Regions from separate parts of the Mus musculus genome. Here regions 1, 2, 3 and 5 are each linked to region 4. Evidence: chromatin loops called from intact Hi-C (ENCODE). Cell type or tissue: heart. All regions are shown on one strand. Region 1 overlaps Tnpo1 (transportin 1). Region 2 has its middle 15 kb from the start of Gm45938. Region 3 overlaps Zfp366 (zinc finger protein 366). Region 4 has its middle 28 kb from the start of Ptcd2. Region 5 has its middle 70 kb from the start of Zfp366.

Region 1 (5,000 bases), 450 kb before region 4:
CTGTAACTCCATTTCTAAGAGACCCACTCTCATCACACAGCACACAAGTGAGGCTAATAATACACTGCTTAAAGCACTTGGAAAGCCATATAATAAACAAGTAGGACTCTATTCTGCACTATGAAATCAGATGGTAGAGCTTGACTCTAGTGGTACTACATGGAGCCTAAATAACTGCTTCCCTTCTCTATCTTCTAGAGTCTTCACTTAAACAAGTGCAACTGATATGTTTCCTAGTGACCTGACTTCAACTACACAAGAATGGAAAAACCTTTAACATCTACTTGGGTTGTTGAACCAAGCTAGGGTCTCTCTGTGCAGTCCCTGCAGCCCTGGACCTCGCTCTATACACCGGGCTGGCCTGCCTCTGCCTTTCTAGTGCTGGGATGCAGGATGCCCTGCTCCCCCACCACCTTGCCAATGTCCTTCTTAGAAACCTCAACCTTCTGCTAAGTCACAAAATTAGGCGAATCATATTGATAATGAAACTACAAACTGACAGATTCAATTTTTAATTTTATTTTATAACAATCCAAGAATACATCACCCAATATCCCCCAAATACCTATAACTCGGCATACTATTTTTAATGAGAATTTCCTAGTCATGATGAGCAAAACCTAGTCTCTATGTTTAAATAATTCCTCCACCGGGCAGTGGTGGCGCACGCCTTTAATTCCAGCACTTGGGAGGCAGAGGCAGGCGGATTTCTGAGTTTGAGGCCACTCTGGTCTACAGAGTGAGTTCCAGAACAGCCAGGGCTACAAAGAGAAACCCTGTGTTGAAAAACCAAAAAAAAAAAAACCAAAAAAAAAAACAAACAAAAAACAAACCAAAACAAAAAAAAAACCCCTCTAATAATAACTTAAATCTCACAAAACAAAACAAAACAAAAACAAAACTGACCAAGAGGATTTACAATTTAAAAACAGCCATATCTATTTCATGTGTCTTCCCTCAAAGGGGATGCTTTGGTTACCTCGACTATGTTGTGCATATGAGGAAGCAGGCGATCCATCCGGACTTCAAGCAACATCACAAGCGCCCGGCACACGTTCTTCCGCACCTCTGCTTCCTCGTCGCCAGCCAGTGCAAAGAGGTTCTGTTGTACACGAAACACAGGTTCCCTCCTAGTTAGACCATAATTTCTATTTTCTCCTTTTTGATTTTGTGGGAAAAAGTCTCTTTGTGCACTGTGGCTAATCTGGAACTCCTTTGTGCACATACACATCTGGGGGTTGCACAAAGTACGAGTGCCCACAGAGGCCAAGTCAGTCCTTGGAGTTGGAGTTGGTTATGCGTCATCTGATGTGGGTGCTGGGAATGAACTCAGGTTCTCTAGATGAGTGGTACTTCCTCATTAAGCCATCTCTCCAGGCCTAAAACACCACTCTTAATGACAGCCAGGCTTTGTGTGCAGGGTATAGGCATGTAAGTGATGCAGGTAAGTAAGTACATGTGTGTGAGAGGAGTGTGTGCACGTGGAGACCAGAGGTATCCCACAGCCAGTCTATTATACTGCTATACCACCACCACCACCACCACCACCACCATTTTAATTAGGTGAGCTCACTCACTAAACCTGAAGCCTCACAATTCTTCTTGACATTTGTTGGTTATCAAGCTGAAGGGATCTCTCCTCCTTTACCCCACCCCAGTGCTGGCGTTATAGGCACACAATGCCATGCTTGGCTGTTTATGTTGAGTGCTAGAAATCAATCTGAGCTAAAGTCATATTACAGACTGAGCCATCTTCCCAGCTGCTCAGCTGTATGTAATTTAAAAAAAAAATTTTTTTTTTTGGATTGCTGTATGTGCAGTCCTAGCTGTCTGAAAGCTGAGGCAGAAGTTCCTGGACAGCCTAAGCTAGATCCTGTTTCAAAGACCCACCCACAAGCTAATTAACAAACTAATGGCACTGCATCATCCTCTGGGTGTAAGTGCTCACTTCCCTATTGGAGCAGCAGAGGGAGCCGGAGAACAACCCAAGCCTAGATCGTTGCTATTCACCAAGTCAACTACCTACCTACTAGTAGAGAGGAAAGTGAACAGTCACCACTCCTGTGCTAATGCTTATAAACTCCTCTAGAAGGTTAATAAGTGGGAGCATTACACAGAATAGTATATCCAATTGTCACAGCCCAAGATACTAATATTATTCATTTCATAGATTAATAATTAGCAGGGGTTAAAAATGTGCCAGCTGGTAAAGGAATTGAAACTAGCCTGCATGGAATCTTAGGTCCACACTGATAATTTTTGACTATAACAAGTTTTTACTAAGACCAAGCCACCTTTAGGATGGGCACAGAAGCTGGTGCCCTCTGGTTGTCCTGAGAGATCAAGAGTTCAAGGCCACTCTAAGATAGACACTAAAGCGAGAGAGAGTCCGCTCAGAGTGAGCATGTACGCTGTGTCCAAAGTCTAACAACCTGAGATTTGCCCCTAGCATTCAGCTGTTGTTTTGTTTTTTCAAAAGGGGAAAACAAAACAAAACAACCTGATGTAGTGACACTCGTTTGCAATGCCAGCAACACCTACAGTGAGCTGGGCTGTAGACAGAGAAGGCGGCCAGGAAGCCCGGAGGGAGGCCTGACAGTCTGCAGTCTATAGCACAGTAGCAGAAACAGGAAATTCAGTCTCAGCAAGGCAGGAGTGAACTGACAACTGTCCCAGGACTCATGCACACACCACTTCTTACAAATCCTTAAACACGCTGGGCTGGGTGGGGCGGGGTGGACAGGTGGAGGCAGGCAGATCCGGGAAGTAAGAGGCCAGCCTGGTCCACAGAGAGAATTCAGAAAGAAGCTGTTGAGAAAATTAAAATGACTCCATCCCTTCTTAGAATTTCAGCTTTTCTGCTTGCTGCAATCAGGAAGAGGTTCTGAAAAGAAACTGCTCTGCTTATGGACTGTGGCCAGATTATTATTTTTTAAAATAGATTTATTTATTTATTTTATGCATGTGAGTGCACTGTAGCTGTGCAGATGGTTGAGATCCTTCATGTGATTGTTGGGGATTTTATTTAGGACTTCTGCTCACTCTGGTTGGCTCTGCTTGCTCCAGTCAACCCTGCTTGCTCTGGCCCAAGGATCTATTTATTATTATAAATAAGTATACTGTAGCTGTCTTCAGACACACCAGAAGAGGGCGTCAGATCTCATTACAGATGGTTGTGAGCCGCCACGTGGTTGCTGGGATTGAACTCAGAACCTCTGGAAGAGCAGGCAGTGCTCTTAACCACTGAGCATCTCTCCAGCCCCCATGGCCAGATCTTAGTCTCTTTCACTAATCTATCATATTATTCATCCCCGTAGCAGCAGCACCCCCCCCCCATCCTGCCCTCACAAATCCCTCCACCATTACCCACTCCCCTTCTCCTCAGAGAAAGGGAATCCCCTCCTTGGGTACCCGCCTGCCCCCAGGGACATCAAAGTGGCAGCATGATCTTCTCCCACTGAGGCCTGACTCAGTCCAACTAGGGGAAGGGGATCCAATGGCTGGCAACAGAGTCAGAGACAGCCACTCCACTTCCAATTGTTAGGGGACCCACATAAAGACCAACCTGAACATCTGCTACCAGTATGTAAGGGCCTAGGTCCAGCCCCTGAATGCTCTCTGGTTGGTGGTTTAGTCTGTGAGCCCCCATGAGCATGACCTTATTCTTCTGCAGTTATGCCACTAAGACATTATTTAGTATTTAAGAGCTAATAGTTTTCTTGAGTCCTCTATATTTATAATGTAAATCAATAGAAAAACAGAAAGTTATTCCTAAATGGTCTGGCCTGTATACTGAGGCCATTTAAGACTACCATGTAATGCAGTTAACAGTCAGGTCAACATTATGTAGCTGTTCTTTTAGTATGTACCTTTGGATTGTTACAGGCCAACTTCATCCAATCTTACTAAGTATTTTGTGTTTGCTTGCTTCAAAGGTTACTCATGGTCTAGGAAAATCGTGCATGTACAAACTGAATGGTATATTGAAGAAGACTTCTAAACAGTCAAACTAGGAGGCAGAACCACATATATTCACTCCATAACCCATATCTGGATCACATTTCCAATGTTCTAGCACATAAAGAATGCTTTTATTTTCAGCTAGGAAAACCTAGTAACATTGTATCCAATTTGAATCCCATCAGCACTAGTCCAAGCCTGGGGCAGTCTTACCTCAATGAAGGAATCGATGTGCAGCATGAGCGCCTGGGTCCGACTGATGATGAACTGATTGACACATGCAACAGCATGAGACCTAGAAACCAAGGCACACATCAGCATACGCTTACTGTTGTTACAACAAAAGGCGCATCTCTAGAGATACTATGGTGTCTGTAGGATCTGTACAACACCAATGACCCCGTAAGCGGGAACTGCAGTTGTGGAGCACCATAGCTCCACAGCATCTAAAAACAACAGAACAGTGCTGGCATGTAGCCAGTCACTTTGACTTTATTAATTTTGAGTAAGACCTGCGTGGTGCTATACAAATAACACTTACTCAAATAATATAGGGTTTTTTTCTGTGCAGTTTCTTTTCTGTAGAACAAAATACTTTGAAGAGAAACTATGTGCTCTCTTTAGAAACATCTGAACATTTAGTAAGTACAGAGCAAACTTAAGCACAGTTGAACCCATTTCCATTTCAATTCCCATTATGGAATGCTTGTGTGGTGTAGGCCAGATAATATTTAGTCTGTCTTTAACCCACACGTTTAGTGGATAGAACTTTTCATCGTTTCCATTACCACACTGACAAGCTGTTCTGTTCTTATCAGCAGCTCCACACCACTGCGACTTTCTTCTGCATTGAGATGTACCAGAAAATAACTTTAAAAGTAAAGTTAGCACTCCTGAAAGTCTCCACTGTCTAAGGCTCTCCTTGCAGTGCAGCAATCACTCCCCATTACCTTTTATGAGCCATATCTTAAATGAATGTGATTTGCTAAAACACTCAAAAGTTCCTGTTCAAGAGCGCCTAGAACCCAGTATGACACTGT
Region 2 (5,000 bases), 190 kb before region 4:
CATTTCCTCAACTGAAGCTCCTTTCTCTGTGATAACCCCAGCTGTGTCAAGTTGACACAGAACTAGCCAGTACAGAAGGGAAGCTGAGATGGCTTTCCAAAGGAACTCACAGTCTAACTTGGGTATTGAGACACATATGTACAGCATATGAGAAAAGACCGAAAACTAACATTAGGGCTTTGAGTGTAATGAGCAAAATTCTTTATATCAGAGTCGAATTTAGAGCCCTCTAAATAATTACACTTATATAATTATGTAATTTTCTTAACTCTTGAGAATTTCTCACATGTATACACCATTTCTCACACGAAATAGGTCATATCCATGCCAGTCTCTTTCTATATTTCCCATGTCCCTCCATACTTACCTCTTCTAACTCCGTTTTCTCCTCTTCCTCCTCTTCCCCACTGGATTCAATTAGTACCATCTATATGTGCATGCATGTGGGACCATCCACTGGGAATAGAAAACCTACCAGCGACCACGCCCTCAAAAAGCCGGTTCTCCTTCCCCAGTAGCTTATCAATTGCTAGTAGCTCCTCAGTAGGGGTAGGGCCTAGAGAACACCGCCTTAATCTGTGACTGAATTCTCTGGCTGACTTGACCTTGTGCAGGGAGCCACATCTGCCTAAGTACGGTGTGAGTACAATCGCCATCTCGGATCCAGAAGACGTTTCACGTCGCTCCTCCCCACCCTCCAGTTCTTATGTTCTTTCTGATGCAGTTCAGATCCAGGACAAGTGGTGGAGGTGCATATTTTACACACCAAAGAGGACCAGAGCTCCAGGTTCTCCCAGCATCCTTCAGTCTCTATGTATACAGGGCATGGCTGGCATACCCTGCCCTCTACCCTGAATTTTACAGCCCAGGGGCTGGGCTTCCCCTCCCCCATAAGCTCCTCCCGGTACAATCCAGGCATTTTGTGCTCTCTCTCTCTCTCCCTCCCTCCCTCCCTCCCTCCCTGTTCCTCAGTACTCCCACTCTCTTCCTCCCCCTCCTTCCTTTCCCTCCTCCCCCTCTCTCTCTGTATTTTCTCTCCCTCTTGTGAGCAAGCCCTTTCTCGATTTCTGTCTGCCCTCCTCCCCAGCCACTCCTCCCACCCCCATCCCCCACCCCTGTCTCCCTCACCCTGGGCCACTTTCCTGGCCTCATTTCTTGGGACCCTGAAGTCACTCCCCATGAAGGGCTCCCCCTTATATTCTCCAATCTGGTTTGAATTGGCTCATTTCACCAGCAGAGAAAAACTTTCACTTTCTCCCTACTCTTCCTCTGTCTCCTGAGCCTTGGAGGAGCAGGGGTAGGGTTAGTTAGCAAAGATGTCTCTCCTAGGGCTGAGCACTCAAGTTCCTTTCTCACCACATTCACCAGCCATGACTCTCTGCATTAGTGGCCGATACTGTTGAGAGCTGCCCTCTCTGTCCATGGTGGATCAAATTTTGAATATTTAAATTTTCTACACATGTGATATTAGGAGACCATTGGAAACAAATTGAGAGAAGCACAGATTAAAGACTTGGGGAATATACCTCACCAAGCAAACTTCAAATAAAACAAAAGGCAGAGATGGCTTTAACTTGAGGAATGGGCTAAAAGAGTCTTTTCTAAGTTTAAGGGAAAGTCGGTGTTTTTCTGGGCAAGAGAAGCTGGAAAGAGGAGGGGGGAAAACAGAAATGGAGCAAAGTGCTGGTGGCTGATGGAGGAGTGTCTAGGAGAGAGTCTCAAGTGTAAAGAAAAGACCTTGAAAAGAAAAGAGCATTTCCACCTTTGAGACATGGTCTGAGGTGGGTGGGTAAAGAGGCACATTGTTAGGTCACACCGAATGATCTTATATGGTCAGGGGGCGGAGAAGTGGAGAAGAGGGAGAGGAGAGAGGAATGTGGAAGGGCTTTTGGCAGGAGTCTGGCAGGGAGTGACCCAAATACCTCTGGATGCTAGGAGCTAGCTGAGTGAGATCGGCTGGGTCCCTAGGAGCATGAGCAGGCCTGGGGACAAGATGTCCTTTGGCATTGCTCAGCAGGCTGGGAGCAGGAGGACAGGAAATGGGTGGAATGTAACAGCTGCACACACAAATGTCCGTAGCTGGAGATCTCAGGAGACTCTGTGCATCTGACTCCCGTCCTCAGTGAATGTTCCAGTTACATGATATCATTTCTTCCCTTTGAAGATCATTATGAACCTTGGGCCAGGAAGAAATGCCATAATTTGTCACTGAAATGTGTGGTGCGTAATGGAGAAAATATGGAAAGGTCTAAAACTTCAACAGTGCCTAACACGAGGCTGGGGAGAGGGCTCGGGCAGTCCAGTGCTTGTCTTGCAAGTTCAAGGACATGAACTCAACTCTCAGAACTCACATAAAAGAACTGGGTGTGGTTGCATGATTTTTAAAATCCCAGCACTGGCGAGAGGAGGAGACGAGCAGATACCTAGGGCTTGCTGGCTAGCCACCCTACCCTACTCAGTGAGCTCCAGGGAGAGACTCTGTCATAAAAAACTGAAGGGTGAACTCAAGAGAGGTGGGCTGGCAGTTAAGAGTAGTTGCTGCTCTTTCTAGAGGACCAGGTTCAGTTATCTGTAAATCACATGGTGGCTTATAACCTTGGTAGTTCCAGTTTCAAAGGATCTGATACTGTTTTGTTTGCCCATGTGGCCACCAAACACATGTGGTGCAGGAACACACTCACTCATATACATAAAATAATTATACTGAAGGGGAAAAAAAATCAAATTTTAGCTGGGCAGTGGTGGTACACGCCTATGATCCCAGTGTTCAGGCAGTAGAGGGAGGCAGATCTCGAGGCTAGCCTGGTCTACAGAGTGAGCTTCAGGACAGCCATGGCTACACAGAGAAACCCTGCCTTGTAAAACAACAAACAAAAAACAAACTTTAATATATTAGAAAGATAAAGTTGGACTCTGCACACACTGGCAACCACATGACTCACAAATACACACATACCAAAGATGAGCAATTAAAAATTTAGTTACTGGGGGCTGGAGAGATGGCTCGGAGGTTAAGAGCACTGACTGTTCTTCCAGAGTTCAATTACCAGTAACCACATGGTGGCCATAACCATCTGTAATGAGATCTGGTGCCCTCTTCTGGTTTGCAGACATACATGCAGGCAGAATACTATCTACAGAACAAATAAACCAATCCCCCCCCCCAAAATTAGTTACTGACTAGCATTGCTTCAGATCATAGTGTGTATAGATGGTATCAATGCCCACTTCATATTCCAGTCTGTGTAACGAAACACTGATCCTCATGTTCTTCTGTAGGTAGATCTTATCACAGACTATCTAGTGTCAATCATTCTCTAAAACAAAATGCTCAAGAAATTGAACTAGAATTAAAATACCTGGGCTCCATTCCAGCTTTGTCACCACCGATGTGCCCCCCAAGTCATCTTACCATTCCTTGGCCTTAACCACTCGTTTGTAAAATAGGAAACTAGATGAAATCTCTCATAGCCCCAATGTTATTACATAGTCCTACAGTTTCCGGCCTTCCTTTAACAAAGATTTTTCTCTGTGAGTGCTGTCCAAGTTGGACACTAGGGGTCACGTTCAGATAACCACTCACAAACACATCTGCCTGTTTCCTCAAGAGAAGGTCCCGAGCAGCTAGAGGATGCGCAACCTGCTTTCTCACTTAAAGGACTTTGAATGCTCTGTGCTGTTTCCCTTTCCGTTCACTGGGCTTGAGGGCGGGGCAGGAAGCCAGGCTTCTCCATCAGCTTTTCCTTTGGGTTAACGTTATTTTCTTCCTTTCTCACTGTGATCCCCAACTAGTTCTTCAGTTGTGAGGCAAATTATCAATCTCAATGATTCATGATTTGCCTCTACCAGTACTTCTTTGCTAGGTAGGCTGGCCCCAAATCAGAACACCTCAAAGACAAGGAACAGACAAACAGCCTCCTTTGTGAAGACTGGCTTCTCACTGAATGGTTAGCAATTCTTGTACTGCGTGGTGCTTCTGAGGCAAGCGGGTTTCTGAGTTCCTTGTAATCTTGTTTTACTGATCTGAGCATTCCTCTGTCAAGCATAGATCCCCATTTGTCCTCTTTCAACAGTTGGTCTTGGGGTAGTCTTACACGCGTTCGCGACCGGCCAGGAAAGACGCAACAAACCAGAATCTTCTGCGGCAAAAGCTTTATTGCTTACATCTTCAGGAGCCAGAGAGCAAGAGCGCAAGAGAGCAAGAGAGCAAGAGTGCAAGAGAGCAAGAGAGCAAGAGCTCTATTGCTTACATCTTTAGGAGCCAGAGAGCTTTATTGCTTACATCTTTAGGAGCCAGAGCGCAAGAGTGCAAGAGAGAGAATGGTGAAACCCCGTCCCTTTTAAGGAGAATTATCCTCCGCCTAGGACGTGTCACTCCCTGATTGGCTGCAGCCCATCGGCCGAGTTGTTGTCACGGGGAAGGCAGAGCACATGGGGTGGAAAACTACCCTTGGCACATTCGCAGATTATTTGTTTACCACTTAGAACACAGGATGTCAGCGCCATCTTGTAACCGCGAATGTGAGGGCGGCTTCCCACAGGGTAGGTGGGCAATTCAAATGAAAATTAAAATGATTCACCATTGTAGGGAAAGGATAATTCAGTAAGCCATTTCCACGTTTAATAGCAATGCTTCGAAGCATCTCTATGGTGCTGCAATCTCGAAGTGTTTTCATGTGTATCATTTCCTTTCATAATCACTATGTGTCCCTTCTCCACCCTCCTCTCATCCTCCTTTGGAATAAAGGCCAAAAGGGACACAGAAAAGACAGAGGGGGATGGTAGGCAGCCTGGGGAGCAGAGTGAAGCTCGTCTTGGCAGTCTGGGTTAGTGTCTTGGCTGCATCCCTCGGCAGTCACATATTGGCATGACACACCCCTATGTTTGGATGTCCTTCTCTGAAAAACTGGCTCTGAATACCTCCTTTTTGGGTTAATGGAAAGATGGTCTTTTTGGAGAACCAGCCAGTCTCCATCTTAAGCTTAAGAGTCATCTTATGT
Region 3 (5,000 bases), 78 kb before region 4:
AGTTGGAGGACCTCAGGGGTGGGTATCAACCCAGTCAGGAAGAGAGAGCAGAGGGGGAAGAGGAAATACTGCGTTCAGACAGTGGAGTGTGTCTGTGTGAAACCTAAATTTTCCTTTTCTGCTGCTGCGTGTTGCCAGGTGTGTGGGTGACTCACTTGTAAATCCGAGTCCCTGCAATTGGATTCCCTTCTTCCAGGAGGGGCTGCCGGCTTAACCCCTCCGCATTGTGGCCCCCGCTTGAAGGAATCCCTGTGAAGTGAACTTTTTTCCTGTGTTGGCAGCTTCTCGACAGGGCGAGAGGTCAGGGACCAGAGCTTCCTAGGCCGTGTGGACATTGTCTGGAGAGGGGCCTTCTCCCCAACTCCTTTCCTGACACCCGCTTCTGCTTCCCCTCCTTCTCTCTGAGCTCTCAGTGGTTTGAAGGCCACATTGTGTCCGTCTGGAGTGTGTGAGCTGGAGGAGGAGAGAGCAGCGTGGCTGATAGGTACGTGTCAGGGCCCGGCATGGAATGGAGAGGCAAGGCCTCTTCACAGAGATGACCAGCTTCAAGGCAGAAGAAGCAGTAACTTGGACTCAGGACCCCCCTGACAAACAGGCCTGCGAGCACCCCCAACTCTCTGGACTCCACAAACACCCCTTCCCTCTCATCTCAGACACCCCTCTATTTCCCTTCTCGCCCCATCAACCCCATCAGTGGTTGACCATTGACAGCTGCTCTGCCTGCAGAGATTTACTGTCTCCTGTACTGCAGGTGCTGGCAGGGTCTCCTACACTTGCACATCAAACACAAGCTGCATTAATTATCTTACCAACTGTTGGTTGCAGTGCAATTGTTGCTCTATAAAGGGAGCTACCTCTTAGTTTATTCTCCAAAGACATACACAGCTGCTCATTCCAGCCACCTTCCATTTGTACTGTATCTATTCTGATTCCTTGGTACAAACATTGTCTTGGGGGAAACCCCTGAGGTGGAGGGGTAGGTCAGAGCAGACATAGCCTTGGGGTGGAGGAGCCCCTGAGATGGAGGTCAGGACAAAGCCAGTCTAAGCAGTCTGGGATCTTGGAGCATTCCTAGAAGAGTTCTGTTTCCCTACCTTCAAAGGCTTACAAGATATCTTGGGCCTGACAGTACATGAGCATCTAGAAAGTTCTCTATAGTACCAGGGCACAAAAGCTGCTCAGAGTAGTGTACTCTGGGCCTAATGCTTCAGTGGGCCTTCCTGGATGGATGTTTTTGGCCTCTGTTCACAGACAACTATACCCTTCTCCACCCTGATGACTGTGTGCCATACATGGTCCCAAGGGCATGGGAGAGTCAGCTGGGTGTCTCAGAAACTCCATTTTACCTTCCTTAAGGGTTTCTCAGGCTCTTGATGTCTGGCACACATCGTCTGATCCCATAAGAAAGTGAAATCCCAGCTTCTACGAGAGAGACAGTTTATCCTGAGCTCTCAGAACAGGAGCTGAACGGCTTCACTCCGAAGGCCAGAATACACCTTCACCTAGAGAGTACTGTCTGTCATAGGGAAAAGCAATTTGGAGGATAAAAGGCATTCTCATCATACTTAGCTGGCCCTTCTCCAACACTTAGACATTTCTGAAATAGCAATCCGTGTAGGTCACCTTGACTGAGCCCTTTCTTCCTGAGAGCTCCAGTGCAAGCTGTCAGGTTCTTTCTCTCCTCATTACCACTTCCCCACAGCAACACCCTTTGGGCTAGCCTGTGGTATCATCACTCTTCATCATTTCAACAGACTTCCCTGGTGTGTATGGGTTCCTTCCCGTGCCTGACAACCATAGGGTAGAGAGATTCCTAAAGCCTGAAGCCTGGTTCACATCTCTCGGAAGAGCAGGTCGATCTTGGGATGTCCTGTGGTCTTTGCTTCTTACCCATATTGAGCTGTATAGAAATCTGTCCCTGAATGACGTTTGTAGGGTATTGGAAGGGTTAGACGAGAGATGGAGGCCACTCGTTCATTGCTATGCACTTTGTAACCAATGGAGACAAATGTCTGACCAGCCACATAGTGATGGTAGGAAACAAGCTTAACCAATTACACCCAAGTTTGATAGTCATAGCAGAGATAGTTATTCTCTTCTCATGATTGACATGGTCAGCAAAAAAAAGAAAAAAAAAAAAACCAAAAAGCTAGGCTTCCAGCAGCCACTGAGACACTGCAGCCCTGAGCTAGCTCAATTGCCTTTCCCCAACAATTAGTGACAAGAAAGATTCTTTCAGCAACAGATTCTAATTTCTTAGGATTTTGGCCATTAAAATCCCCTCCTCAACATAAATCTCCCATTGCAGCATGAAATAGTTCTCAGTGGAAACAGCTGTCCCCAGGGAGCAGGAATGTCACTGGCTGTAGAATCAAGCATTAACAATAGGGTAGGATGGGAAATTAGTGGAGAGGGAAGTTTTCCATTTTCTGTTTCTTTCTTTCTTCTGTCTGTGTATATATATACCACAGAGACAGAAGAAGGGCGTATATATATATGTGTGTGCATATATATATATGACTGCCCTTCTGGACTCTTGCTATTGGCTCGACTTCTAGACTCCTTGTTCCTGGCAGCCAGCTGGAGTTTGTCTAGAGAGCCAGCCTGTAGGCTTAAGTTATGTTTCACAGATATGCTTCCCAGATTTGGCATAAGCACGCAGCTCTTGATTTGGATACTATCTCTATAGTGGCGGCACTCCATAATAGCCAAGATCCAGCTGCCGTCTTTGGAAAACCTTCCAAAAGACCAGGAAAACCAGGAAGAGCTTCCATCCAGAATTTCCGGGACAAATTCCCTTTTGAGATGGGTGAAGCCCAGAGCTGCCTAAGTTATGAGTCACCAGGTCTTCTACTGCCTTTTCTACAGCAGAGGGCTGAGCGCAGGTCCATGAGTGGGGCAGACAGATAAAGTTAGTTGCCTGGAAAAGGGGGTTCTACTTCCTGCACCAAATGGATTGTGGGCTGTTTGGTATACTGAAAGGAGGGAGATCAGACCGGGTAGTTTATAGGGACTCAGTGCCAGTGCCCATGGTGAGGGTTTTCAGGTTGGTGTGGAGGGGGTTAAGGCAGTGACCAGATAGCAGCCTTTTGGCAGCAAAGCCCTCCTCCTAGGCAGAAGGAAGGATATTGCTGTATGAACTGCCTGCTTAACAATGCCTCACATGTCCCCAGGGGCCCGCCTGCAAATAGATTTCATCTTGCTTTCTCTTGTACTTTTCAAAGCTTCCTGTTTTCTCACGGTCCTTTTGGACAGTTTACACTCTCTCTCCCTCCCTCCCTCCCTCCCTTCCTCTCCCTTTGAGGAAAGGAACACCCTTCTTATTAAAGAGGAGAGAGGGAGAGGAATGTGAGGGAAGGGCGGCCATTCTCTGGGGCTGGCTGAAGCTCTTTGACCTCTCCTCTCTGGGTAGGAAAGCATAGCTTCCTGGTGCATCTTGGCTCTGAAGCTCACCTCAGGGAGTAGCCTGGTCTAGTGCTGCTTGACCTTCTAAGCCTCTGGACTTAGCCAAGTGGCCGTTGTGATTGCTCTGTCTCTGCCCACCACTGACCTCTCTGTGGCAGCTGCTGCCTCGGGGGCTCCCGGGAAGGGAGCAACTCCAGGCCCTGTATCTCGGAGAGGAGGTGGGGAAGGGCACCAGGAGGCCAGTGCAAGGAGGCTGAAGCAAAGAGAACGCATTCCAGCTGTTTCAAGGTCATCCGGGACATCAGAGAGACAGATGCTGGGCTTTCCAAAAGCCTGTGATCTGTAGTGAATCTCCCATGAATCCCAGAGTTGGGCTTCTCTTCAGCCCCAGGTCATCGGGCAGGGGTTCAGCCAGAAGACTCCTTTCTGTTCCTTTGATGTTTGAAAAGCACAGCACCCTCACTGGGGTGCGATGGCTCACATCTGGAAAGATAGAGGCTGTATCCTCAGCCCCCTACCAGTATCTCTCTTACTTTGATGCAGATCTTGTTAGGAAGGCGATCCTTCATCCAGACCTGGCTTAGGAATGCGTTTATGTTTTCAATTCAGGAAGCCTTCCTTCAGCTACTGATTTTGTTTTTCCCAGAGAAGAAATGAGTTTGGCCGGTGGTCCCTCTGCACTCTTGCTCCTGTTCCCAGAGTTCTGCAGGAACTCTGCTTAGAGCTGACATTCCAGGACTCTGTAGATAGCAGATCCCAGTCCAGCCTCAGTTTTTCTGACCCCCCTTTATTGTCTGAGTGGGACGGCTCTGTGTTTCACAGACATCAAAACAAAACCTCTCTCTACTTGGGCATTGCCATGCGAGGACACTCTTCTGGGAACTAGAAAGACGTGAGTGTTCTGAATGAGAGCGAGAGGTCAGAGGTGGGGGGAAGACACTGAGTAGCTATTGCTGAGATGTGAATGAGGCCCGGGTGTTTCAGGTCCTTCATGGGCTGACTCCACCCTTCTGCCAGTGAGGGTTTTCTTTTACAAACTGGTGTGCGTGCAGGAGGAGAATAAGTAATGGCTATATTTTAAGATTGTTGTATAAGGTGATGCTATTTTCCTGACTTGTTACATATTCTCCCAGCCTCAGGCTTAACAACTCCTCTTAAGTAGCCGGGTCCCTGATACTGAGGTTGGTTACAGAGAAAATAGAGACGACCCTGGCATTAAAAACTGCCTGGGCCCCGTTTGGGCCTTCCAACACCTATTAAAGTTGATGTGCCTCCACTCACCATTGTGGTATCTCTCCCTTGTTACAACCAACAGGCTACCACTCTACTATAAAAAAAAAATTAAACTTGCCAACAGCACAGAAACTGGAATCAGAGCTGACCCATCATGAACTCACAGTGGACTTTCCTTCAGGCCACTGGGATTACTGTGGAGCACAATATAATAATTTTTTTTTTGGTCATTTTGGTTTTTCAAGACAGCGTTCCTTTATGAGGTCCTGGCTGTCCTGGAGTTCATTAAGTAGACCATGCTTGCCTTGAACTCATAGGTCTGACAATATAATTTAAAAGTCATAACGTTCCCATAGGCCACT
Region 4 (5,000 bases):
TGGAAAGAATAAGTGACTCCTGGCAGCAAAGTGGGACCCACTGAGTCATAGTTAGCACGGGGCTTCATTCTTTCCATTATTCATCTCTTCATTAGCTCCGGAGTCGCCCTAACTGCAGGTGCTTGCCCCTCTTCATTTCCTGCCAGAGGCTGATTGAATATCCTCAACTCAACACCAAGTTGCATCAGTTTAAAAATGAAACTTCCTCACCACCAAATACAGTACTGGTAATTAGGTAGACTGTTAATAAGAGCAAAAGCAATCAGATAGTCTGAGTTTGAGTGTGTTGAGCATCATGGGAGCTGCAAGATGACAGGCGCACCCCAGAGTGGGGAACTGAACCAAAGTCTGGGATTAGTTAAAGGACCTGACCATCGGACCTGGAAATGTCAAACTAGCAGACACATCTTACTGTTTTTCATCTGCTCTTGGTATGACTTCCAGGTAAAAGAAACGATTGCTAAATGTTCTTTGTTGAACAAACTGGGAAAACAAAAATGTACCACAGGTTGCAATAAAAATAGGAGTTAGCCATTCTTGCCTGCACCCTCCTCTGAGAGCTGCAACTCCCGTGAAAGGCTGCATAAGATGCTGGGCCCGTGAGACAGCGTTGAGAATAGCCTGGCAGCTCCAGGTGGCTTTGCTATCTACCGTCCACAGCATGTAGCCCCGTGGCAGCTGGAGAGGAAGATGTTTTTGGGGATATCGCTTTTCTCATCTTGACCTGTGCAGTTCTTCTTTCTAATAGGGCTAGGCGAGGGGAAAGCCAAGACTGAAGCAGACCGTGCGTTTCTAATTACCTCGGTGACCTGGCCTCTCCGCAATGAGTCAGGAGGACGAGAACACGAGAAGGCAAAAAACCATCGCAGCACAACCCCAAAGGAAGAGACATCATGAGAATGACGGGAAGACAGGGAGAGGGGAAAGAGGAAGTAGAATTCAGGGACAGAAGAATTCACAGACCACATTCAACTGACCCAGAACAGGAAAGTGATGCACCTGACCTGCTTTAAACTGCCTTGTTACAGTGAACCCTCCAACTCAAAGACAAGGGAGCTCGCATCACCTGCTGATTTAGACCCACCACCATGGAGGGAATTGGCCCTGTGAAGATAGCAACGTCTTCTTTGGATCCCATCCTCCACAGCTCTACAAAGGTTCCGCACAAGAAGATTTCAGTGAAACTTGAAGGTTGTGTCCATATGCAGACACTGAAACACTTGGAGAAAAGAGACTTTTAAAAGGCTGAGGCAGGAGGATCATGAATGAGAGAGGCCAGCGTGGGCTGCAGAGCGGGTTGCTAGCCAGTATGGTCTACCCAGCAAGACCCTGCCTCAAAATACGTAAAAGACAAATAAATGCAGACCTGAGTATTCTCTCTATATAAGTTTTGCACCTCCGGGCTACATCTATGGCCCACTGAGTTCACTGTGGGTTCCAGGCAGGTGGCAAAGGCTAGACTGTGGGACATGCGGGGACAGAGTTGTGTCTCTTCTGTTCCTTTGGTAAAATGTCTGGCAGGAGCAGCTCCAGGAAGGAATGATTTACTCTGGCTCATGGCTTCAGAGGGATTTAAGTCCCTCTCTGTGGGGAAGGTACTGTGTGGGTAGTTCTAATCGTCACATGGCAGTGCAACAGGGAGAGTGTAGATAGATGGGAGCCAGGGACAGACTGACCCTCAAGGGCCTGGCCCTAGTGACCTATGTCTACCAGGCAGGCCATACCTCCTACAGGTTCTACAGCCTTCAAAGTCAAGCTACAAGCCAAGGGCTGAGCATTTACAGCATGGCTCAGGGCAGGGCAGGAGGCATGGTAGCAGGGCTGCTCTCTGCCCTATGAGGCACTGACTTTAACTTATCTCTTTGTCAGGAAAGAGCTTGGTCAAGCACTGTGGCACACATCTAGAATCCTGGCAGGCTAAGGCAGGAGGATCTTCAGTTTAGACTGGGTTATAAAGGAAGACCACCTCCTACCCCACACCCTGACAAGGTGGATCTTATAGAAGTAAGCTTCACTGGATGGCTTGTGACAAGAGGTCATGAGCCCAAGAAGTCATCTTCTCTTTATAAACAGTGCAGTAGACTTTTTGCTTTCTTTCTTTAACTCCTAAATACAAAAGCCTACAAAAAGCCTACTTAACATCATATACAGAAATGAATCTGGCCTTCAGATTTCTATTGGATCTGGGGCAGGTAGCCATCACACATGATTTTTAAATATAATATATTGAGATTGTGGAGAATGGGGAAAGTCTTGAGGGGTAAAGTCCTGTGTAAATATGTATTGTTTGACACGAACACAGCCATGTCAAGGACCAAAGCCTCAGAGCTATGGGAAAATGCCAAAGCTTTCCAAGGCTGGGCTCAGCGGAATGCCAAAGCCTTCCAAGGCTGGGATCAGAGGAACGCCAAAGCCTTCCAAGGCTGGGCTCAGTGGAACACCAAAGCCTTCCAAGGCTGGGATCAGAGGAACGCCAAAGCCTTCCCTCCTGTTCCGAGGGCCAGTGTTGAGAGTGTGTGTAGAAAATGTCCACCATAGCTCTGTCCCCAAGATGTTTGCAGCCTGAAGACTGCTCTCCTACAGAGACTGCTCCTTCGGAGATTTCCCTCCCTGTTCAGTTTTAGAGTTTCCTTCCAGTGCACTGGAGGATTTTGAGAACCGCTTGTTGATTTCTCAGTTAAGTCCTCTGGAGCAAGTCTTTGTCCCTTTGCTCCTCCCTGGTGTTCTGGTCTCTGGTAGGGACGCGTTTCATTTGAATCCCAACATCATATAATCAGTACTCTGTGAAGACTCGGTATGTAACTTTCATGGAATTGAATGTGACCTCTGAACAATTCTTCAAGTTGGGCAGATCTAAATACACTCAATTCTCTAGTGAGTCATCTAGTGTTTTTGTGTGACGAAGATGTCTTCTGCATCTGTCAGGTACGTGGGTACTTTACCCATGTAGCCTCAATATGAATTTCTGCTCTCTCTGAGTTCCAGGAATGGAAGACATTTTTGAAAACTGGTACCCTAAAAGAGAGAGAGAGAGAGAGAGAGAGAGAGAGAGAGAGAGAGAGAGAGAGAATCTGGGCGCCCTCTGCTGTCTCGGCTAAGTTCTGCTGCTGTAGAAAAGAACACAGCATGAATAAAAGTACACATATACACATACAAAACAGACACACAAAACACAGACACACACACAAAACAGACAGACAGACACACACACAGGCAATACAGACATGTGATTAGAAACATGTTTACTAAAGTGCTTCCCAACAGCCTGTTTTAAATACCATTGTCTTCTACTCCCTGGTATCCAATCTATGACCTCCAGTTTTTCCTGAGAAGTGGGGTAATGCTATCTCAGAGGGCTTTCCTGAAGGTTCAATGAGATATATAGCCAACTGCTCTGTTAGAGCCTGAGGAACAATAACCCTTGCTATGTGCTGGGTCATTTCCTTCTTTTCATCAACTCTGGCATAAGTGACCCTGCTTCTGCTGTCACCCAAGCACCCACAGATCAGTGGTTCTCAACCTTCCTAACACCTCAACCCTTTAATACAGTTCCTCATGTCGTGGTGACCCCCAACTATAAAATTATTTTCCTTGCGGTATCATAACCACAATTTTGCTTGTTATGAATCATAATGTAAATATCTGATATGCAACCCTGTGAAAGGGCCATTTGTCCCCAAAGGGGGCACACTGTAACCCATACCCCACAAGTGGAGAACCAGTGCATTCTGTTTTTTTGTTTTTTTAAAAGTAATTATGGGGAACTGGAGAGATGTCTCAGTGGTTACGAACACTGGCTTTTCTTCTAGAGGACCCAGGTTGAATTCCTAGCACCCACATGGCAGCTCACAATTGTCTATAACTCCTGTTTCAGAGGATCTGACTCCCTCACACATGCAGGCAAAACACCAATATACATAAAATTTAAAAGAAATAGTAACTAATACATTTTAAGTGCTCACCTCTAACAGTGTGCATTAGTTATCTTGCTACTGAGGCTTTAAAACAGGTATGACGGCTGGTCTCCATCAGCAGAGGCCAGCAGTCTCCCTCTCGGGGAAGCAGGGGGCAGGAAGGTTGGTATTTATTATTCATGAAGTTGTTTGTGCTTTTTCCATTTTTGTTTTTGTTAATGAGTGGTTGTGGCCTAACAAAGAGCACCACAATTATCTAACGCATTACAGCCATTTACACAAGGTAAGTTGGGGAAGCATGGTCTATTCTCTAAGGCTTTGCAGGTACAGGAATCAACTTTTGCTGTTGTTTACAAAACACCAGGCACACACAGAAGCCATTATTTTCTAAGAAGAATTTTTTGTTGTTGCTTTGTTTTTTTTTTTTTTTAATGAGGCTGTCTAACGCTTTACAGAACACAGGCAAACTCTTTCTGATAACTGTGAGATGGGCTCCTGTGCATGATGAGAGCAGGAAGAAGGCCTCATGTATCCCTGTGATTCCTCAGCTAGCTGGGAGTACTTTAAGTGCCAGCAGCTAGGTAGCCACAAAGTTAAGGTTTCACAGCACGGGCACAGCACCAGGCATACTGCCTGCCTCACATTCACTGTGAACTCACACTCACTGTTAGCCTGTGCACTGACTATCAGACCCACTTACCAATGAGCAAACTGAGAACCTGCAGCCACCTGGAAAACCTCAGGAGTCCTTAGGATTCTGGAAATATCTTAGGAACTGTTTTAGCCGCAGAAGAGGTATCTCTCTATCTACCTTTATATTATATAAATAAGTAATAATTTATAAATATTATATATACTGTTTATATGCACTATATACAAATATATTTATATATTAAACTACTTTATAAAATATAAGTATATATGTAATAATATTTCACAGTAGTAAAGATACCAGAACTGGAATCTAGTGTCCTATCCTAAATTAGTTCTGCTAGCTTAAGTCATTTCCTCAACCTGAAAGATGAATGAGTTAAGACACAGAAGGTTTCTCTAATTCTAAAATTTCTGATTCTATGGACAGTTTTG
Region 5 (5,000 bases), 61 kb before region 4:
GAAATCATAGATAATCAGTATTAAAGCAGCCACTACTCTTCTGAATAAATGACACTTAACTTGAGAACTGAAGGACAGAAAGGCAGCCATGGGGATAAGCAAGGAAGGGCTTTCCAGGTAGTGTTTACCACATGGGCAAAGGTCCTGCAGTATGAAAAAGCATGATAGAGGGAAGTCATGGCCAGAGGACTGGGATAGTGATACAGTGTGAGGGTGAAATAAAAAGTCAAGGAACAAAGAACATAATATTCACAGTTTTGAAACTTATTTTAGTTATCACATAAGAGATGGTTTGGAAGGTAACCAGAAGGATGCTGGTAGATACTCAAGAGTCAGCTTTAATATCCTGTGTGACTCACTATTAGGACAACATGATAACAAAGAATTTAAAGATGGGTACAACTACACATATCTGTAATCCCAGAACTCATGAGACTAGGGCAAGATGCAGAGAGTTCAGTGGCAGCCTGAGCTACATAAATAGATATCTGATTCTCTCTCTCTCTCTCTCTCTCTCTCTCTCTCTCTCTCTCTCTCTCTCTCTCTCTCTCTGAGATCTTTGACTTATACTCAAGGAAAATTTAATAGCAAAAACCAAAAGTGGGCTGGGATGATGTGTCAGTTGGTAAAACGCCTGTCTTGCAAACATGAAGACTTAAGTTTAATGGTTCAGAGCCCATGCATGGGGCAGGGCTGGGACAGCCATCTGGATGTGGTAGTGCTTGTAATTCCAGAGCAGGAGGGGAGGGGAGGGGAGGGGAGGAGTGGATCCCCTGTGCTCACTGGCCACGGCCAGCCAGATGAGGCAGCTTGGTAAGCTCCAAGCCAGACCAATAGAAAACCCTGTCTCAAAAAAACGAGGTAGCTAGCACCTAATGATGAATAGCCTTCACACATGTGTACATATAAATACACATGTGTGGATGCGCACATACACACACACACTAAAATGCATACTTTTCTCACCCCTTGATGTGAAGTCCATTTCCTGTCATAATGACTAAAGGGATCAGTTAGAGTCTGTGGCTCCCAGCGTGCTCGTGCTCTCTGCTTGGTGGGTGAGCGGCACACTTACTAAGTACTGCATGGTACAGAATTAAGTCTATCTGTTTCTCTATTTTCGTCTAGATTTCAGTTGGTGAAAAGTGAAGCAGGCAAGAATTGTACAGGCACAGGTGGTGGGAAGAGATGTCAGAGCAGAGTTTGAGACTCTAAGACTATGTAATGCTAGGAAGAACTAAGACTATGTAATGCTAGGAAGAACTAAGACTATGTAATGCTAGGAAGAACTAAGACTATGTAATGCTAGGAAGAACTAAGACTATGTAATGCTAGGAAGAGCCCTTTTATCGCTCCGGCTCCCCAAGCTCCCTCTGATCCAGCCAATACAACAAGTACATAAAAACACTTTCATTCTTAAAAGAGAACTCATGGCCCAAATATATTTTTATTTAAAAAAATAGCTCTTAAAAGTCTAGCTATGAAAAAAAATTTGGTCTAGTGCACACCTTACTTAGTGAGATGGGGAATAAACATGTGTTGTTATGTTACAAGGCACAGAGACAATTGTTCCTGGGCACCTTCTTTAGGAAGAAACCCAAAACAAAAACATGTGGAAGGAATTTGTCTCCACCCTTAAGGAACACACAGTTCTGAGCCAGACTGTGGAGACCAGCAGGACATAGCTAAAGATTAATCAAATATTTCTCCAGAGTCTTGCATTGAAGAACTCTCTGCCCTATGGAACCTAGGTGCACTCACAACCTGCTTTGTTGGAATCTCTCTCTCTCTCTCTATCTCTATCTCTCTATCTCTTTCTCCCTCTCCCTCTCTCCCTCTCCCTCTCTCTCCCTCTCTTCCTCTCTCCCTCCCTCCCCCACCAGTTCTCTCTCATATAGACATGCTCCACACCACACACACACATGCATACACTCAACATACACATACATACATATACCACACACCACATGCACACACACCACACATACACACACACACTGCACATATACGCACTCATACATCACATACACAATCACACACATTTCTTTTTCTTTTCTTTTTGTGTGTGTGTTTTCTTTGTTTTACATCAGTGCAGAGCCAAAAGCAACTTCCACACCCAGCACTACAAATCCCCGCTGCAAATGGAGGAAGACAAGCCCCCGTGGTAGCTGGGGTGTGACCCTTATGGGCTCCCTGGGGGCTCAGTATCAGTGGCGCTCACAGCTTCCTCTTCCCTGGATGCAACAATATATTAAGGGGAAGGAGAGGAAAAAAGGAGGCTGGCTCTTTTCATGATTTTCCTTTTTTAATTTTTGTTGAAAGAGGGCTGTGTTCTCTTGATCCTTCAAACAAATGGAGGGGAAGTGGAAGCCCAAAAGTTTCTCTTATGTTCCCTGGAGAGTGGCTGTGTTTGGAGTATGATGTGGGAAAAGTCCTTGTGTGTCTGCTGCATTGTCATGCTCCACCAAAGTGATCTGCACAGGGAAGCATGGGATAAATAGGATGTCTGTGTCAGGGGAGGGGTAGGGCCCATGACCTCAAATCAAAGGTCTCATTTGTCTATCATCTCTAACACCTCCCCACCTCCACCCTCCATCTTCATTCCCTGATGAAAGAAATGCAAGAACATCCTCTTAGCTTGGCTCAAACAACACTTCCAAGCAGAAGTGTTTCCTCTTCACAGTGCCCCTAGGCAAGACAGGTGACAGGGTAAGAGACTGGCTGAATTATCCACCAAATGATAGAGGCACGGTGGGGGAGCGGCTCTGTTCTGAATTTGTAGGTAGAATCCTTCTTAACTGATGCTTGGCCTATGTAGTAAGTCTCTTCACACAGTGGATCTTAATAAATGAGTGGTCTTTATAAGGAAAATAGATGGGTATATTAAGAGGTATATGGAAGAATCACAAAGCTATTGCTTCCAGGTTAGCGATTCATCATATTAAGCTGGCAAACGACTTTGTTTCTTCTTCTAGAAGGTGGTAAGAGTAAAACAATCTCCAACTTTCTGTGGAATGAAGGGACAGATGAGGTAAAAACCAATTAATCATTCTAGACTTGCAGAGACAATCGCTGTGGTACTTATTATGGTGTGCAGATAGCTTACCTTCCAACCTGTAACAAGTCTAGCGGAGAAAACGGCAGCACTTAGAGTGGCAGGTTATTCAAGTCAGAATAATATGTAAAACACTTAGCTGTCACTTTGCAAGATGGTATCCATACAGGAATGAGTCAATTGCCTTTCCTTACACTTTAAAAACTAGAAAATTCTTATGGGAAGAAAAAGCAAAACTGGAGACAAGGTTAGGCAGAACTTTAAAAACTGCTTGTGGCAGTGGCACTTCCCAGAGGATGTTCAATAAACGTTCATCAAGCAATGACGTATGTCTCTGAAGTGACCACAGATGACAGAGTCTAAGCCACTTAGCAGACACCTTAAGCCCCGATCTGAAGACACAGACAATTGCCTAGACTGTCAAGGGCTTGGGTGCCTGGCACTGGTCATCTCCTACGTAGCTGCAGGAACTCTGTACGTTTGGTCTCAGGTCTGTACTCAAATGTTTTGCTTTACTCCGGCCATGAGGTTTTAGAGCCACTGACTCTGATTCTCCCTGGGGTATTTTCAGAAGATGGTAAGATTGGTAATATGAACTTACCCGGAAGTCTCAAAGAGGAACTCACAAAATGCTGCCACTCAAAAATATACATCCTTCCACTATGATAACTTTCTGGGACAGGATCTATCGTAGCTCAGGTGGGTCTCGAACTTTCGAATGCAGCCAAGGATGGCCTTAGACTTCTGATCCTCCTGCCTCTACCCAACGAATGCTGACCTTACAGACATGCTTTACCATGCCCAGTTGATGTGCTGCTAGCATCAAATCCAGGGCTACACAAGCACTCTCCCAACTGAGCAATACATCCTTAGCCCCTCAACATGGTGAATTCAAACTGTGCATAAAAGTTCCAGAATAGAGGCACGAGGAATCTAGAAACACTGGCACTGCTCAAACATCAAATAAGATAGGCAAAAACTTTGCAGATACATCATTCAAAATCTGGCAACTGGCCAGGGGACTTAGGACAATATAAGAGATATTTTTTTTCAACAAAATCTTTAGCAACTCAGTAAGACAGTGGGAGGTTATACGAATGAAGCCGGGCTTCTGCTTCTCATCCTTCATTTTAATATTATAGAAGATGATTCTAGTGAGCCAAGAGGTAGGTTCCATCTCTCAGTTCCACAAGGAAAAACTATGCCATAAACTGGAAGCTAGACATTGGCATCAAAACCTTATCCCCAGGTCCAGATCAACAGGAAGATGCTGAGCTCAATGGCTTCCATCTCACCAGTCTGTTGGGAAAGATAGGTACTCGAAGTGCCAGGCACAATTGGCCCGTCCATTTCCCCTGGCTCTGTGCTATGGAAAATGGGTACCATCAGGAGACAGCTTAGTGACGCAACACTGTGAGTATAATTACGATAACCACAGGTACTGCCATGGATTTGTATTGAGTTACACAGACTGTATTGTTGACCATTTCTAGTGAAAACTTTACTGGCATTAAGTACATTCACACAATATCATATAGCTATCACATCTATTCATTGCCAGGAAAATTGTATCATCCTAAAGATAAACTTTGTAACTCTCTAGTAAACAGGGTTCTCTAAAGGGACAGAGATGAGGGAGGGAGAGGGAAAGGGAGACAGAGAGAAAGTCCAAGAAAAACAGAGAGGGAGAGAGACAGAGACAGAGAGAGAGGAGGGGGAGGGGAAGGAAGAGGGAGAGAAAATCTGAAAAAGATAGTCTGAGAAAGAGGCAGACAGACAGACAGACAGAGACAGAGAGACAGAGAGAGACAGAAAAACAGTCTGAGAAAGACAGACAGTCCAAGAAAGACAGAGACAGAAAGAAAGACAGTTTGAGAAAGACAGAGTGGGGGTGGGTGTTAAATTGCCTTAAATAACAGGAACTAGGTACTCGAACATTAGCTAT

Evidence for each region. Hi-C counts contacts between places; a loop is a spot of excess contacts. Peaks named below come from ENCODE experiments on the same cell type or tissue, not always from the same donor. Only the 100,000 strongest peaks of a DNase experiment are listed, where the experiment ranks them.
Region 1: it touches region 4 in a loop (4-fold over the local background); 20 of 42 quality-filtered maps call a loop at or near these places.
Region 2: a loop joins it to region 4, with 4 times the contacts of the local background. A loop is called at or near these places in 4 of 42 quality-filtered maps.
Region 3: a loop joins it to region 4, with 2.9 times the contacts of the local background. A loop is called at or near these places in 5 of 42 quality-filtered maps.
Region 5: it touches region 4 in a loop (2.5-fold over the local background); 5 of 42 quality-filtered maps call a loop at or near these places.

The regions. Positions count from the first base shown.
Region 1 is chr13:98,866,067-98,871,066 of GRCm38, forward strand. Tnpo1 (transportin 1) reads right to left here. Exons shown (of 24, transcript NM_178716.3): 7 at 4,174-4,255; 8 at 980-1,102. Among named protein-coding and RNA genes, the nearest start is that of Gm34995, 53 kb to the left of the region's middle. In heart, CTCF peaks have their summits at 1,964 (motif pointing right) and 3,154 (motif pointing right); a DNase peak (open chromatin) is centred at 1,945.
Region 2 is chr13:99,123,120-99,128,119 of GRCm38, forward strand. No RefSeq gene overlaps it. Among named protein-coding and RNA genes, the nearest start is that of Gm45938, 15 kb to the left of the region's middle. In heart, CTCF peaks have their summits at 3,065 (motif pointing left), 3,268 and 3,572; DNase peaks (open chromatin) are centred at 1,222, 1,982, 3,622 and 4,822.
Region 3 is chr13:99,235,697-99,240,696 of GRCm38, forward strand. The region is part of intron 3 of Zfp366 (zinc finger protein 366); the gene reads left to right. Among named protein-coding and RNA genes, the nearest start is that of Zfp366, 53 kb to the left of the region's middle. In heart, a CTCF peak has its summit at 2,871; DNase peaks (open chromatin) are centred at 1,655, 2,365, 2,815, 3,195 and 2 weaker places; H3K27ac peaks cover 4,567 bases.
Region 4 is chr13:99,314,169-99,319,168 of GRCm38, forward strand. No RefSeq gene overlaps it. Among named protein-coding and RNA genes, the nearest start is that of Ptcd2, 28 kb to the right of the region's middle. In heart, a CTCF peak has its summit at 3,115 (motif pointing left); no DNase peak of the experiment used is centred here; H3K27ac peaks cover 921 bases.
Region 5 is chr13:99,252,746-99,257,745 of GRCm38, forward strand. No RefSeq gene overlaps it. Among named protein-coding and RNA genes, the nearest start is that of Zfp366, 70 kb to the left of the region's middle. In heart, no CTCF peak of the experiment used is centred here; a DNase peak (open chromatin) is centred at 2,186.